2 separate regions of the Homo sapiens genome follow, and region 2 is linked to region 1. Evidence: read pairs that join two places in POLR2A ChIA-PET (ENCODE). Cell type or tissue: GM12878. All regions are shown on one strand.

The links. ChIA-PET counts read pairs that join two places held together with the same protein. Peaks named below come from ENCODE experiments on the same cell type or tissue, not always from the same donor. Only the 100,000 strongest peaks of a DNase experiment are listed, where the experiment ranks them.
Region 2: POLR2A ChIA-PET joins it to region 1 with 6 read pairs; 1 of 35 experiments calls an interaction of 5 or more read pairs at or near these places.

The regions. Positions count from the first base shown.
Region 1 is chr9:134,429,056-134,433,055 of GRCh38, reverse strand. RXRA (retinoid X receptor alpha) reads right to left here. Exons shown (of 10, transcript NM_002957.6): 7 at 3,816-3,948; 8 at 1,060-1,151. Among named protein-coding and RNA genes, the nearest start is that of MIR4669, 52 kb to the right of the region's middle. In GM12878, no CTCF peak of the experiment used is centred here; no DNase peak of the experiment used is centred here; H3K27ac peaks cover 181 bases.
Region 2 is chr9:133,979,382-133,983,381 of GRCh38, reverse strand. All of the region lies in intron 1 of VAV2 (vav guanine nucleotide exchange factor 2), which reads left to right. Among named protein-coding and RNA genes, the nearest start is that of VAV2, 11 kb to the left of the region's middle. RefSeq lists enhancers at 1-191, 3,154-3,669, 3,623-3,672. In GM12878, no CTCF peak of the experiment used is centred here; no DNase peak of the experiment used is centred here; H3K4me3 peaks cover 949 bases; H3K27ac peaks cover 773 bases.

The DNA of each region.
Region 1 (4,000 bases):
GCTCCACTCCCTCCACCATAGCCCAAGTGAGCTCCCCACAGCAGCCCCAAACCTCTCCCTCCACACCCCAGCCACCTGCCCCTATCACGCAATGAGCTGAGTTTCCAAACACAGAAACCCATAGCTCCCTCCCGGCTGGAACCCCTCAGGACTTGGCTCCCTGTGGCCCCAAGAAAAAACCCAAACTTAGCAAGACTTTCAAGGCCCTGCCTGGGCTGCCTCCACCAGCCCACCCCACCTCCGTGCCTCTCACTCCCCTGGCCCCTAACTTGCAGCTCCCGGAGGAAGTGGCCCGCACCCTCGACCAACCGTGCTCCTGCCCTCACGTGCCGGGGGTGCCTGCTGGTGGGCGTGACCCTCTAAACCCCAAGCTCTAGGCAGGCAAGCCCTATCCAGCAGCTTGAAGGGGCCCTCCCATGCCAGCAGGGCACCGAGCAAACAGGCACGTGTCAGCACTTGTTGGGCGAAGGAGTAGCACCTAGGAGGCTTTTCAAGCCGAGAACCCAGAGGCTGGAGAAGGGCCGCACTGTCGGCCAGGAGGCCTGTGCCCAGCCCCAGCCCCACAGCCCCAAGCCCTGCTCTCCTCAACCACAGGGGCCCAGCCCCAGAAACACCCTGGACCCGAGGCTTGGGGATGAGGTTGGTCCCCTCTGGAACACCCGGCAGGCCTGACCCATCCCCAGCCTGCAGGGCTTGGGACTCCTGAACTTCAGCACCGGAAGTTCACAACCACAGCTGGCCACTTTCGGAGTCTGGATTCCGACGCACAGTGATGAACACTATGAACCGCGGAGCCCAGACGGCACCACCAAGCCCCTCATGACAACTGCCTTGCTGGGTCCCCCTGTGCCCAGGGACCATGCCCCCTTGGCTGGCCCTCAAGGTGAGCAGAAGGCAGCATGGCCACACTTTCACTGGGAGGGGGGCACACTGAGCTCAAGGAGGGTGGGAGTTGGCCCCACATGTAGCCAGAGGCAAGAAGTACAGCCAGGAGGAGGCCCAGGCACCTCTGCCCCACCAGAGAACGGGGCCAGAAGCCTCAAGGCAGGAAGGCCATACCAGGGTTAAAGAGGACGATGGCGCGCAGGCAGCCCAGCTCCGTCTTGTCCATCTGCATGTCCCGCATCTTGGACACAAGCTCCGTCAGCACCCTGCAGAGGAGGAGGGCAGACACCCCATCCCAGTTAGGTCGCAGCCCTCACCAGGGCCACACCCCAGATACCCAAGGCCTCTGGAGAGCCCGGCGTGGCCCGAGGGCCGCTGAGATGGGCCAAGCCAAGGCAAGGACTCCCAGACACCCCGAGAGGGAGTGGGCTGGAACCCAGGCCCAGGTGCCGCCCCTGCCAGGCCTGCCTGGCCCTGCCCGGAGGGTGGGCTCCTCTCCTCTCCCTCTAGGGTCTGCCTGCGGGGCTTTATTCTGGGAACCGAGGTGCTAAGGAGGGGCCTCGTGACAGCTAAACTGAGGTGAGCCGCAGCTGCACAGAGGGCACAGAGTCCACCCCTCCCGAACCCAGTGAGACACACCACTGTCCCTCCTCAGCTGTGGACCCAGCACCACCTGAGGCAAAGCCCCTTCCCATGCCACAGCCCCAGCCGCTCCCTTCAGTCCAGGAAGATACCTTTCCCCAGGGCCTGGTGTCCCTGGGTGGGGGCTGCCAGAGGGAGGCATGTCTACTTCTTGTCACCAGAGAAAAAAAATCCACCAGCCTCAACACGGGGAAAGCCCGCCAGCTCCCTCCATGGAGACGCTGGGGGCGTTCTTGGATTCAGACTCAGCTGCCCCAGCCCTGCAGCTGGATTCTGAATCACACCAGCCTCTGCAGTGTACTGGGCCCCCTAGCCTCAGCAGCCTGCCCACCAACCCCAAAGCTCAACTGCTGTGTCCAGGAAGTAAGGGTGGGCCACAGCGGGGGAAAGGAGGTGACCAGGTGGGGATGGTTGCCTAAGGAGCCTGGGCTCTCCCCTGTGGGCCAAGGGCGGCCCTGAGGGTCTGCAGAATGGGGAGTGCCCTGGTTGATTCCTGGAAGAAGATCTGAAGGAGGCTGGAGAACAGGGTGGGACAGAACAGGAGCTGGGAGGGACCCCCGATGTCTGCTCTGAGGCAGGAGCACACAGCTGCAGAGGGATGGGGCAGCGGGCATGGAAAAGACCTGGGCCACTGAGGGCAGACTTTGCATTCCACTCGCAAAAAAGGCGAGGAAATGCCGGGGCCTCTGTAGTCACTGCTGTGGGACCCCAGAGAATGTAACCCTGAAACCTCTGTCATCGCCATCTCTCTACCAGCCAGACAAAGGATCTGTCAGCTGGGCAAGTGGCTGGGGCTTCGCTTCCCAAAGCCATATCCCCAGTACCCCTCTAAAGAAGCTTCTGTGGGCAATACACACTGCACACTGCACCCTGCAGCCCCCGTGGGGACCCTCCTGTACACTAACTTCTTAAAGGCCCTGACAAGTCCTGCGGCAAAGACCCTCAAGGACACTGTTTGAACTACCGTTTGCCCACCGTCTGCGGCCACAAACCCTTTTGCACTTGGCACATCCCATGGAGGTCAAGTTCCAGGATCACCCTTGGGACTCTGGGACCTGAACCACCCCCTGGGGCATTGCTGCTGGGGCATTAATCCCCCTGTAAGTGCCGGTGCATGGCCTCTACTCACCTCTAACGTTGGGGCTCTCGTGTTCAGGGGCCACGTTCTCCAGGTGGCCTGCTCCTCCCCACCCACGGCTCCTGTGTTGCAGACCCCTGCCCAAGGGACCCCGCAGTGCCCCTCCCCAGCCTTCCCGCTCCAGCTGAAGCTGACATCCGGTCCCCAGAAGGCCCAGTCTGGTGTGTGTGGCTCTCTAGACTCGTGGAGAAAGACTGTGCAGAGAGGCCGGGCGCGGCGGCTCACGCCTGTAATCCCAGCACTTTGGGAGGCCGAGGTGGGCGGATCACGAGGTCAGGAGATCGAGACCATCCTGGCTAACACGGTGAAACCCCGTCTCTACTAAAAATACAAAAAAAATAGCCGGGCGTGGTGGCGGGCGCCTGTAGTTCCAGCTACTCGGGAGGCTGAGGCAGGAGAATGGTGTGAACCCGGGAGGCGGAGCTTGCAGTGAGCCAAGATTGCACCACTGCAATCTAGCCTGGGCGACAGAGCGAGACTCCATCTCAAAAAAAAAAAGGCTGTGCAGAGACAGGGACAAGGAAGCTACTGTCCGCCTCGCCTGGCAGAGCGGAGTTGGCCAGCACTCCAGGAGGGCAACATGAACGGACACGGACCACCCAGGCCCGGACGAGGGTGGGCCCTCCAGCCAGTGCTGCTCCTCCAGTGTGTCCCCTGAGAAGTGGCTGAGGTGCAGCCCTTTGCTCCACTGGGAGGTGTGAAGCACTGCGGTCCCGACACCCCTGCCTGCACGGGGACAGGCGTTAGGCCGCACCACGCCCCGGGCTGCCACGGCATTACCGTGCCAGCCTCAAGCAGCCTGCGACATGCCAACTGGAATTGACACTTTTACAAAACTGCATCTACGGTATAATCACTTTAAAAAGAAACGAAGCTTTCCTTCCCACGGATAAATACATGGGATCGTGAAAAAAGAAGAGATGGAGGGAGATAGGCCAAGTGCTCCCTGTGGTTACAGATGCCCCAGAGGCAGGGCTGGCACAGGGCTCTGAGCCTCCTCCTCATGCTTTTCTCTTTTTCCATGTGTGCACCCTTCATGCACTGAAATAATACTAGGCAGGATGTGCACCGGGGCCAAGGTGGCTGAACTCAGCTGGCCTGGTGGCGGAGGTGACCGAAGCGCCCTCGCCCCTCCCGGGACCACCCCCACCTGTCAAAGATGGCGCCCACCCCTGCGCTGTGGGCGCTGTTCCGGTGGACGTGCAGCCCGGTGGCCAGGAGGATCCCGTCCTTCACGGCGATGGAGCGGTGGGAGAAGGAGGCGATGAGCAGCTCATTCCAGCCTGGGGAGGAGGCACACAGTCACTCAGCTGTCTCCAGGCCCCACGGGGCTCG
Region 2 (4,000 bases), 450 kb after region 1:
CAGGTCATGAGGATGTCTCCTCCTGGAGGAAATCTTCCTTGTCTTCCTGGAAGGACGCTGGGCTCTGGCCTGGGTGGTGGGCAGCGTGATGCCCTCTTTTGAGGAGACTTGTAGGGACACATGTTTGTCCCTGTGTCCAGGCCATGTCTGTGGGCTGTGGCTTCCCAGTTTGAGGGGTGGGACTCCCAGGACAGGGACAGCGTTGGCAACCTGGTGGGGCCAGTGTGGAAGACCCTGGCTTTATGCAGATGCCCAGACCCGAGCCCCTAGCTGAGGCCCCAGCAGGTCTCCCTCCTGACTGCCCCTGAAGTCACTTCCTTCTCTGCCGGTGTCCCAGCCCGGCCACTGCCGTCTCTCTCCTAGAGCAGGTGGCGGCAGATGTTCCAGCGCAGGCCTGGATGGTAAATATTTTAGGTTTCTTGAGCCAGACGGTCTCTGTCACGACTACGCAACTCTCCCCTTGCAGCACGACAGCAGCCCTGGGTGGTCTGTAAACGGAGGAGCGTGGCAATGCTCCCATGAAATTTATTTTTGTAGAATGAAATTTGAAATGTGTTATCATTTTCACATATCATGAAATATTACTCTTACGCTTCCCCCACCACCCTGCTCAACCATTTAAAAACGTAAAAACCTTTCTTAGCTTGCAGGATGTACAAAACCAGGCGGCGGGCCCTATGAAACCAGGCAGTGGGGCCTCCAAAACCAGGCGGCGCGCCCTGCAAAACCAGGTGGTGGGCCCTGCAAAGCACAGCGGCCAGCCCTCCAAAACCAGGCGGCAGCCGGAGTCTGCCGCGCCCTCCTGCCCCGCCAGCCAGAGACTCCTGCGCCCTGTCCTAGGTCCCCTCTTGTGGCCTCCTGCCCCTCCAGCCAGTCTGCCGCGCCCCATCCTAGGCCCCCTCTTGGGGCCTCCTGCCCTGCCAGCCAGAGTCTGCCATGCCCCGTCCTAGGTCCCCTCTTGTGGCCTCCTGCCCTGCCAGCCTGGTTGGCCGTGCCCCGTCCCAGGTGCCCCTCTTGCGGCCTCCTGCCCCACAAGCCTAGTCTGCGGCCACGTGTGCTGCAGCCATGCACAGTTTGGTGCTCCTGCCCTGGAGGCACCCTCCTGCCGGCCGGCCGTCGCCCCTGCCGAGTCTCCCTGGCCTTCGGTGCCCCAGCCTCAGGCACACTGGCCACCTTCCTGTGCCTCCCAGTTCAGGGCCTTTCCCCTGCAGTTCCCTGGAGGGGAACCTTCTTGCCTGGCTCACTGCTGCCATCTGCTTAGAGGCCTGTCCTGGGAAGCCTTTCCTGCCCCCAGGCCTGCTCGAGTCCCCTGACAAGGGCTCTTGGTCCCCCGGGCTTTCCCCTTCCGGGTCGCACAGTTTGTTGCATTTACTGTTCCATTTGTATCTAAAGCCTTTGGCAGGGGCTGGTCCAACAGCAAGTGCTCAGTAAGAGCAAAGCTTTCTCCCAGGCCCTCTTCGTGCCAGGAAGCGGGCTGAGCGCCTCCATGACCCCCACCCCCGCCCTTGGGGCAGTCTAGAGGGGGCTTTGCTCTCAGCCCCATTTTCCTGACAGAGGCCGGGCTCCTCGTGTCTGGAATGACACTGCCAGAAAGAGATCCTTGGAAATGCTTGGAAACACGATGAGTGGCCCGCAGGGGCGGCAGTGGGGACCACACTCGCTTGGCCACACATAGCATCTTCTTGGTGGCCGTGTCCCTCGAGCTCAACCTCCTTGTCTGAAATGGGATGACGGTGGCCACCTTGCAGACTCTTGGAAAGATTTGGTGCAAAAAGTGTGTGTCTGGCGCCCAGCGCAGTTTCTACCCCACAGCAGGGCCCACTGAGCCTCAGGACTCGGCACCCTCACCCCGAGCCCGGCGGCTCACTCCCAGTGAAGGGCACCGGCCCTCACCCGCCGCCTGCCCTCCCTCAGCATCAGAGCAGAGTGCAGCGGGCGGCCTGAGGGAGTGGCTCTCTTCCTGAGACTGCCGCCTCACTACCCACCTCTCTTCCCCTCCCCTCTCGCCGCCAAGTGGAAGGTGAAGCCCTGGGCGCGCTGCTGGGCGCACCTGGACACTGCACGGGTATAGTGGGGGGTGTGGTCGTGGTCACTAGTGCCTGTCTGCAGAAGGAGGCATTCTGGGGCAAGCAGAATCAGGTGAGCCAGATGGTCCTACAACACCTAAGTCTGAGATGGGGAAGGGAGCTGTTAATACTCACATGAGGACCATGAGTGAGGAAAACCTGCTGGCAACACGGGACGCTGAAGAAGGGGCCTCACCCCGTCTCCTGCTTCTCCCCAGGGCCTCCTGGGTTTGACTGGGCGAAGATGGGGCACGTGCAGGCTTTGCTGTTGGCAGGGTCAACAGCAAGCTGTGCTAGTCCTCAGCAAATGAGGTATTTAGATCCCTGGGGGCAGGGTGATGGCGGAGAGCTTCCCGGAGGAGGTGGTACTTGAGATGCCCTGAAAAGTAGATGGCTTTTGGTAGCTAAGGGTTGGAGACAGGTGGTTGTTCTACAGAGAGGGCTCTGTGTGGCCACAGACTGGAGGCGCTGCCACAGTGCTTCATCCTGGATCATTGCTGGAAGGGGTGTTGCAGTTTTTGAAATCTGCGTTCCAGCAGCAGTTGGGGCAGAGGAAGCTGCATGCCACCAGCTCTGATGAGTAGAGACATAAGGCAGCGGCTGCCGCTCACTGCAGAGCTCGACCTGGCTGGCACTGGGCCACCTGCTTGGTGTTCTTCCCTCTGCCTTGCAGGGGATGGTGTTTCCCTGCAGCAGATGATGAGTCTGAGACCCAGGGAGATGCGTGATAGAAGGTTCCAGAGAGGTGGCCATGCCCCATGGCTGGTCGGGCAGCTGGGTGATGATCAGCCTCTGCGGTGTCAGGGTCGGGGGCAGCACCCCAGTGCCCTGGGGAAAGATCTTGTTGCCAGGGCCCCTCTGCCCTGACACATGCCCTTTCTCTATTCTGGGTGGGTTTGTTTCAGGACCGCCCAGCACTGGCACCTCCCCTGGTCCTTGGAAGACTCTGGGCAGCACCAGGTGGGGGCGGCTCTGCCCTGGTTAATGGATGAAGGAGGGACAGGTGACGGGCCAGTCTGAGGTCATGCAGCTGTGTGGGGGTTGAGGCCTCGTGCCAGCCCGTGCAGGTCTCTTGCCTCTGGAGCGCCATTCACTTCCCCCCTCCACCGGCAAAATGGCCCCTTGGGTTGGTGGGAGGTTGGGAGACAGAGAACCAGGTGCCTGAGTCCAGAGATGGCCCCAGGGCTGACCAGCTCTGCCCTCTGGCCACATGGCTTCCGGTCCTGGGCCTCCTGCTCCCGGGTGGCTGGTGGCCCAGCCTGTTCTCCACCCTACTCTGTGTGTCGCGCACTGGCTCGTGGCATTGAGCCGCAGAGGCAGAAACCCTGTGCTTGGTGTTGCTGGCTTTCTGGAGGGGGCACAGAATAAGGATGAATGGAGAGAGGAAGATGGCACTTTCAGATGAGAGAGAGAAGGCAGGCAGAAGGCAGGGCTGCCTTCAGGTGACGCCGGCAGGCTCCCTGATGAGGTGACAGGGCGGTGGGGTGCGCAGCTGGCGCCGCCTTCCCCTCACCACTAGCACCTGTGCTCCCCGAATGCCGTTTCAGCTGAGTGAGTTCAGCTGGGGCCTGTTGGGGAGCTCGGGGCCCTGGCAAAGTCAGCAGGCTGACAGCAGGAGGTCCTCGTGGGCCAGAGGTCAGTGGTGGGGCTCTGGGACATGGCCGGAGGCGGGGCCGGGCCCGGATTAGTGCCTGGCTGCCTGTCCTGCCGGCGGCCGTGGCTCCGGGCTCTGTGTCTCTGCTGCAGGAAGTCTTCATTTGCTTGTCCTCCCTCCCTGTCAACATCCTCTGTCCGAGTTCCGGACGGCTGCGGCGTCCGCTCCTTCCTGCTGCCCTGGGAGCCGAGCCGTCCTCATGCAGCCCCTGCCTGGGGACCCATCTCCTCTGGGCCTGGCTTCGTGTGTGGTTGGGCACTGAGCGGCCGACACATTCCTA